Regions from separate parts of the Homo sapiens genome. Here region 1 is linked to region 2. A link is an interaction called in ENCODE POLR2A ChIA-PET data of the cell type or tissue named here. Cell type or tissue: Panc1. All regions are shown on one strand. Links, peaks and the distances in the headings refer to the core of each region. The heading gives the core; the rest is flanking DNA. Region 1 has its middle 1.1 Mb from the start of NIHCOLE. Region 2 overlaps LOC105379109 (a long non-coding RNA gene).

Region 1 (4,409 bases), core at 228-4,227, 410 kb before region 2:
GGAACTGTGTTTTGGAGGTTAAGCTATCAAAGGCAGGAAAAGACAACAAACTTCAGGAAAGAGAAGTAAAGGTATGCATGCGTATATTTGTAGAACTTATTCAAAAAGGTCTGTGCATAAAACATAGTAACCATAACATGGAATTAAAATATTTGTATTTCAGATTGGTTATTTATAAATACTTCCTACATACTTTAGAGCCATGCAGAGTTTTGACAGATGTTAATTTGCTATTCTTTAGTTTATTCACTAAAATATAATCATGGTCATCCTAGATCCCCAAAGACATGCAAAGATAACAAAGTCTAAATTTAATCTACCACATTGTTTTTTTTTTTTTTTTGCCCCAACTCTCTTAAATATAGAACAAATCACAGAAGCAATGAGAAATTAAAAAGTAGATAATAGACTCTTCAGAAATGTGCAATTTTATGGGTATTTTTCAACTTGACTCTACTTATTGCTGAAGATTCAGGCCACGTTTTCTTCAGCAGAGTCAGAAGACCAAGGCCTAGCTTAATTTATATTTTGTTAGGCAATAAAATGCTCTACATCTAAACAAATAAACCAAGCAAAACACAAACAAGCAAAACAGCCTCGGCATCTTGAGTCTTTGTTCACTTAATGGATATTTGTTGGATAGCTACTCTATGACTCATTGGGCAACATGCAAACTTTATATGACATGCTGTGGTATGTTAAAATACAGCATTTAAAAAAATGCTTAATGACTGTATCAAGTATTTTTGTTACATTGTACAAGTAAATATAGAATTGAAATACAAACAAGTAATAGACTATTAGCTTATATAATCTTTTCCAAAGCTTTACATGAGAATGCCTTTAAAAAAGAGAAATGAAAGAGGAATAGATCCAAACCTAAGAGTGAGAGCACTGAAAGAGTACCCTAAAGGAAAATGCCACACTCACCACCAGCTTTCTTATTGTCTACCCCAGTGAATTTAGATGGTAATAGCTTCATAAGTATCCATCTTTGCCAAATAATAGTGCAGAATTATGGGGAAAAACAAAATAACATAACACGCCAGCTTTGCCTTTTTTGGAACAGATGATTGTTTCTAATATGCTTGCTTCTACTATGGAGTAGATTTGAGGAAGGCCAACATAAGAGTGTAATTTCTGTTACTTCATATAATTGTACATTGTTCAGACTTTCACATAATGAATTTGTGAATGTTCTAAAATTATAAATATTACTTTAAAAAGCATGAAACATATTCAGGATGTATCACTGTCTGTACAAACATACAGGTAATGATAAATGATGGGGTAATATAAATACTTACATCATTTTTAATGATAAACGATGGGTAATAGAAATACTCTGAAATCATTTCTGTTTTAAAACCAGTTAAAGTTTAAAACAGAAAAGTAGCAAATGAAATGGCCCTTTCAGATAAGCTAAAAATAAAAGCCTGAATATGTTTTTATCACATTAAAATAAACGTAATAATGTTGAGAAAATCTACTAAAAATCTACTAACAATGGAGAAGTGTAATGCACTAAAACACGTTCTGGTCTTCCGCCTTTTGTTGTAAAATATCCCACAAGTTTTGTATTATGTTATCTTTTATTAGATTTCTGTAGTAACCAGAATTTAATATCTGAAACTTGTTTGCCAAAGCCTGTCACTATTCTTTATGAACCTGGCATCAATCTCAAGAGATATTCATGTTTCAGATCTTAGTATTCTTTGAGATGAAAGAAGGATTGTATAATTTCTGAATGGGTTATATTCCTTTCTTACATAATTCTCTGGTTACAAAAAAAGTATAAATCTTTTATTTGACCAGGAGTGTATCTAATTTTTAAAGAATTAGTAGTTAAGAACTGGTCCTCTTTAATTTTCTTGTAGGAACTGACAAAAAAAAAAAAGTATCATATCCCCCAGTTTTAGTAAACAGTCTTTATTTCTTTATATATTAAGTATGGCTCGATTTTAAAAAATTATCTTAGAATTCAACTTTGTGTACGTTCCTGATGTATTCATCTCATATGCAAAGATCTATTTTTTCTTTGATTTGTCATAGTTTATGGTACCTGAATTAAAATTTGTCAGTTTATCTAGCTCTACCTTTCATTGTGATTACATATGGCATTTGTATGTTTTATTTATATATTTCAATTTTAGCTGTTTGAGGGTTCCCATATTGAGTCTAAAATTAAAGGTTTTTTTTTTTTTTTTTTTTTTTTTTTGAGACTGAGTCTTGCTCTTGTCACTCAGGCTGGAGTACAATGGTGCGATCTCCACTCACTGCAATCTCCGCCTGCCGGGCTCAAGCCTCCCTAGTAGCTAGGATTATAAGCACACACCACCATGCCCAGCTAATTTTTGTATTTTTAGTACAGAAGGGGATTCACCATGTTGGCCAGGCTGGTTTCGAACTCCTGACCTCCAGTGATCCGCCACCACCCCCCGCCCCACCTTGGCCTCCCAATGTACTGGCATTACAGACGTGAGCCACCGTGCTGGGTCCTAAAGTTAAAATTTATAGATAAATAGTATGCATGTAAGAGGTAATCTATTAGGCTGGGTGTGGTGGCTCACGCCTGTAATCCCAGCACTTTGGGAGGCCGAGGCAGGCGGATCACGAGGTCAGGAGATTGAGACGATCCTGGCTAACATGGTGAAACCCCGTCTCTACTAAAAATACAAAAAAATTAGCCGGGCGTAGTGGCGGGCGCCTGTAGTCCCAGCTACTTGGGAGGCTGAGGCAGGAGAATGGCGTGTACCCGGGAGGCGGAGCTTGCAGTGAGCCGAGATCCCGCCACTGCACTCCAGCCTGGGCGACAGAGCGAGACTCCGTCTCAAAAAAAAAAAAAAAAAAAAAAAAAAAAATTAGCTGGACGTGGTGGCGGGCACCTGTAGTCCCAAATACTTGGGAGGCTGAGTCAGGAGAATGGCGTGAAACCGGGAGGCAGAGCTTGCAGTGAGCTGAAATCACGCCACTGCACTCCAGCCTGGGCGACAGAGCCAGACTCTGTCTCAAAAAAAAAAAAAAAAAAAAAAAATCTATTAAAATATTTTGAGAGGTTAGATGTTAGATGGGGAGAAGATAATTGTATTCACCAGTTAAATTATTTTTTCTCAAAATTTATTTGACATGAGAAACAACCCTTAATGAAGGGGTGTAATAGAAAGAATTTATATTTTATATGGACGAAATCCAGCTCTTATTTCTGGACAGCTACATGTATGCTGAAGGCTAAACTTTTTTTCTTTAAAATTAATATAATTAGAGCTTCTTTAGCTTAAAAGATGATTTTCTGATTACTGATGGACTATTTGAAAGACTAATTATGTTAGAACAGGACTGAAGAAGATAGTTGACTGCCCAGATGCACATAGCTTTTTCCTATATTTTATGTTTGCACATAAGCCATTAGAATTGTTTTATTTGATTAAATACCAATAACTCCTTCTCACAATTGCCTGGTTATTTTCATAGTTCAACATTATAGTTATAGAAGAGTAATATTAAAATAAAGGATAGTAACATTATTCTGTATTGGCTTAAAAACTTTTTTCCTGGGTCTTTTATCACACAGAAGAGTATATAATAAAAGTGAGATATCAAGTAGCCTCAAATTTCTGGGACAAAATTTTAGGTGTGATTTCTGATACTATTGTTTGGAAATCAGCTAAAATTGAGTCCGTTCTTGAATGTTTTCCTAATGAATTTAAGACTGAAATGACAACTTATATATTTAGTATATACTATATTTATCTTATCCAATGAATGATGTGACGTGTTTGAAAACAGCAGCTTTTCATCTGTAAAATGCAATAGAATCTTCTCTTATCAACTAGACTTCTTTTCTATTTTGTAAAAATTGGTAGACTTAGGAAATTCATCAAAATATCCAATTCCTGATGAGAAGAAAATTTCACCATCTTATTCATTAGCTTATGTAAATATCTCTTTTAATGAAACATGGTGTTTTTCAATTAAATTGATCAGTTTTTTAAATAAAATTTATTTAACATAATGTTACAATAACAAAATTTATTTCAGTAGAATATTTTGCTTAAAATATTTTAATGTTTCCACCTTTTCTAACACAATTCCTTTTAAGAAATATTCTTCATTTGAAGTAATAATCTGTGTAAATATATTTAACTGATTGTAAAATATTAACCATTTATTTGAATTTGCCATGGTCATTCTGTAATCATTCTGTCAAATGCTGAAATTGTATTTTATTGAAGAGATAAATTACTTTATCCTTTTTTGGGCAGAAGAAAATGCAGGCAAGTAATGTTTAAAAAACACATTTTGGCCAGGCATGGTGGCTCATACCTGTAATCCCAGCATTCTGGGAGGCCAAGATGGGTGGATCACGTGAGGTCAGGAGTTCAAGACCAGCCTGGCCAACATGGTGAAAC
Region 2 (4,409 bases), core at 139-4,138:
TTATATGGACCACAAAGAGTAAATGGTGTTAGAGAGTTTAAATTGGATAATGCTGTCAGTTGCAACATGACCTGTAAAAGACAGAAATATTTCAACCTCTAGCATTTCTCTCCTTCTTTTTTTTTAATTGAGATGAAATTCACATAATGTACAGCCAACCCCTTTAAAATATACATTCAATGGCATTTAATTCATACAAAATGTTGTGCAACCATCACTTCTTTCTAGCTTCCAAACATTTTTATCACCCACAAAGGAAACTCCATATACCTTAAAGCACAATATCCTACTTCTCTCTCATCAGTGCCTTGCAACTACTAATCTACTTTCTGTCCCTATAGATTTACCTTTTTGGGATGTATCATAAAAATAATATTATGCTATATTTAACGTTTTGTATCTGTCTTTTTTCACTTAGCACAATGCTTTGGAGGTTCATTCATATCCACGATGTAATATATATATTAGTAACTCATTTTTGTTTTATAGCTGAATTATATTCTATTTTGTGAATATACCACATTTTGTTTATCCATTCATCTATTAATGGGCATTTGGATTGCTTCCAGCTTTTGGCTGTTGTGCATAGTGCTGCCATGAACATTTGTGGGAAATAATTATTTGAATACCTATTTTCAATTATTTTGAGCCCTACATACCTAGAACTGAAATTGCTAGGTCATATGGGAATTCTGTGTTTAACTTTATTTTGTTACCCATGTTTTATAGATGTAGAAACTAAGTCTTAATTTCAGTAATATACACAGTATTGGTCAAAAGTTTCAGCAAGATTATGTTTAAAGTCCACTCTAAATCTGAAATTCTATTATTCTAAAATTCAAGACATTCCACGAGGTAGATTCCTCATATACCTTTATTTTCACAGATGTGAAAGAAAACAACATCTCCAAGTCATCTAGCTATGCTGCACCTGCCCATTTCTTGTTGCTTTTTCTTATAACCTGGAGTAACTTAATATAAATCTATGCCTATTTATTTTTCTTAATCTCAACCCCAAAACTTGTGGTTAAATTTGTTGGTGGGACAAAGGAAACAGTTGAACAAGCTCAGACTATTCAAATGATAAGAGCTAAGAATAGAGAAGTCAATGGAAGACTAAAATGTAAACACTTCTTTCAAGACAGGAATTATGATAAACTAAACTTAAAGTTGTGAGTATTGAAAAGAGTGAGGATATAACATGCGTGGCCCAGAATTATGAATTAATGGAAAATGTGAAGGGACACAGTGCAGGCTCAACTCCTACAGCTGGCATAGTTTCTGTGTTTTTCTATTTTTCACTCAGGTTATTTTCCACACTAACTTGATTTTTGGACCATCTCCCTGCTAAACACTTCACATTTCAGTTCCTCTCTGAGCCTTTAGCGGAGATTAAAGTAGCAGTTAAAGCTGGCTATGCCCAACAGTCAAGGCAAATTTTGTTTACAAGATGCTTCCTGTTACAGTGTTTGTATTATCTAAAAAACAGGCAATAAAATCTATGAACTGGAAACCTTCTCTTGTTGTAAACGACTGTTTTAATCAGTATCTTCTGCTGAATAATCTTTCAAGGGCAGTCCAATTTTGATATTAAGAAAGTTATCTGAAACCAGTCTCTAAGTATTTATTGAATTAATGATCAAACACTCAGAACACTGTTGGGCCCCCCAGTGGATACAAAAGTAGTATAAAAAGTCCCTGCTTGTGAGAATTTAACATCTATTTGTGGGGACAAATTAAGCCAATCTTTTTCAAATGGGGAATTAATATGTATGGTTCTGGTATTATGAGATCAAAGTTGGAGAAAACCTGGACCTAGTGTACTTTAATTTGGTGTCATGAAAGAACTAGAACTTAAATTGAGCCTCAAAGAATTTTGAAAGTGTGAAATTATAGGAGAGATAAAAAAGAAAATGATAAAGACAATATGGATAACAGAGAAAGAGTTGACTGAGATTCATGCGAAGTAACAATGGATGAAAATGTACAAAATACACTTAAGGCCTTGCAAGCTGAACAGAGTGGCTTAACTCATTGAGGAAGTCATTGTAGCTTAATGAACTAAGAATGAAATGAGATTGATTTTGCATATACTCATGATGGATATAATTACAAAATTGTTTCCAGAGATAACCGGGAAGCCTGGAGATTACAACTTGATGTAGTCCAAGGATAAAGAGATGAGATTCTAAATGAGGCAGTGGTAATGAAGTGGAATATAAAAGGAAGGAAAGATATAGTTTACATTTAATATGAGTGATATTCATGGTAGCTTTTCCCTATTTTTCACCTCATCAACTTGTTGGTATTGGATATGAGTAAATTGAGAGGTTTTATGACCACCTTTGAAATTGGAAAGTACTGTGGGTAATTCTGTTTTCCTTCATACCATGGTATCATGTCCCCAACTCGTTACTGTTGCTATTTTGCTTTTGTTATCTGGAGATAGAGAGCCCACTTTTCACCAGGCAGACTGCTTATTAATGCTCATGTTGCCCTCAGTTCCTCTCTTGGCCCCACAGACTTCTATAGGCTTACATTGCTGCTGACTTTTAAATACTTTTAGTTACTTTTCAAAATCCAATAGTAACATGCAAAATTTTTCTCTGGTTTTGATGTAGAAAGAAGTCTTGAATGTTTTGTGGTATCGTCATCATCTTTCTTCCTTAATCGTATCTTTTGTTTTCTATCCAGAATCATCTTTCCTCCAGTTCAGTATCTCCTTCAAATCTTCCCACCCAGTCTGCCAAAGATCTTTCCCTGAAGTCAGCCCCACTCCTAACTACCTCTGCATGTTTTTGTACTATAGTTTTATAACAGTGTTGGTGGTAATTTTTTAAAAGGCCTCTGTTCTTAGAATACTCATATACACTTGCCTTTTTCTTTAAGAACTTAAAATATCTCTTTGAGGGAAGGCTGGTGTGCAAATGTCAAGTGCTTTCTTATGTAGTAATTTGAGACTAAATGAGAAGAAAAAAAAACCTCTAGCAATATTGAACATCATTTAGAAAAAAAATCATGTTTAACTAGATCAAGCAATTTCAGCTTTCTTTCTTTTTTTTGAGAGCTTTTCTCATATTAAACTATTCTGATAAACTCTGGCAATGAGAAGAAAAGGAAGATGTTAAAAGCTACAGCCAATAGGAGCTCCTCATTTTGGAAATAATTTTTGCTTTCAAGAATCAATACCAAAAATGTTCCTGTGAAAACTCTATGATTTAGCAGTCACAAAAAAACTGTATTTTCTCCATTTTGCAGATTTTTTTCAATGCTGTTCTGGTTGAAAGCTTGATGGTCTAATAAAGTTGTCATATACAATCTGAGTGTACAACTACAGAAACACTGATTTTGTAGAAAAGCATTCTGAGAACATAGGCATTACTTAATATAGAGTACTGTAAGAAATTATGTCTTTTTATTAGACATTTAAATAATATATATTTTGAAGTTCAAAGTTCATATCTATAAGAGTATCAGTACTTTCTTCAAGTTGTAATAACACTGAAATAAGTATAGAATCTCAGCTTTCAGACTCATTAAATTGAGATATTAAAAAAAACTTTTCACAAATAAATTTCAGTGTAATCTTGTGAGGCATCAATAGTTACAGTAATGTCATGTAAGAATCTTCATTACTTTAAGAAAAATTTGCAGAACAAGTAAAGAAGCCTTCAAAGTCTTTAGACAATTGGATATCAATACTACCATGCCAAACAGAAATGAATAAAGGCTTAATCTAAATTATTTGTGGCAATATTACTGCTATTAGGACTTAGGGTTATCCCTAGCCCCTTTTCCTATTGCACAGCCTCACCTATTTTCTTCCAGCTAGACAATTCACACACATTCTTTTCTCTGCAGGACATATTTTTTTAGCTTGACTCCTCATCTTGCATTCTGTTTAATGCTACTTCTTCCTCAGAGAAGCCCTCACTCAATCTCCAGATTAATTATTATTTGTCAATAGCTCTGTGCTCTGTAGACTGTTAAATCTATGAGGACTAAAAGGAAGTCAGCTTTTGAGCTCCATAGCTGGCACGGGGTACATTTTCCATAAATACGTGTTGAGTGAATATTTAACACATAACCAGCATATTGCTATTGTCATCATTTTTCAGTTTCATTTTGTCCCTAGAATTATTTATGAATGGAAGTTTATAGAGATAAATGCCAGAGTTTTTCAACTTTCTTTAAGAATATGGATCTTTTAGCATTTGGCAGCAGAAATAGTCAGAAGTAGGCAGAAGGGGGTGTACATTTCCCCTGATTAACTTACTATACATAACTTTTATTGGCACAGTAAAATCTGTTGTATTTTAAAAAAACAACTCAAAGATAGAATAATGAATAACAATATAATTGGATTAATGTGGGTGGACTAATTTGTTTTATCATCACTTAAAGGACAC

What was found. ChIA-PET counts read pairs that join two places held together with the same protein. Peaks named below come from ENCODE experiments on the same cell type or tissue, not always from the same donor. Only the 100,000 strongest peaks of a DNase experiment are listed, where the experiment ranks them.
Region 1: POLR2A ChIA-PET joins it to region 2 with 7 read pairs; 1 of 35 experiments calls an interaction of 5 or more read pairs at or near these places.

Annotation. Positions count from the first base shown.
Region 1 is chr5:105,143,286-105,147,694 of GRCh38, reverse strand. No RefSeq gene overlaps it. Among named protein-coding and RNA genes, the nearest start is that of NIHCOLE, 1.1 Mb to the right of the region's middle. In Panc1, for the core only: no CTCF peak of the experiment used is centred there; no DNase peak of the experiment used is centred there; H3K27ac peaks cover 1,217 bases.
Region 2 is chr5:104,728,611-104,733,019 of GRCh38, reverse strand. All of the region lies in intron 2 of LOC105379109 (a long non-coding RNA gene), which reads left to right. Among named protein-coding and RNA genes, the nearest start is that of NIHCOLE, 650 kb to the right of the region's middle. In Panc1, for the core only: no CTCF peak of the experiment used is centred there; no DNase peak of the experiment used is centred there; H3K27ac peaks cover 1,268 bases.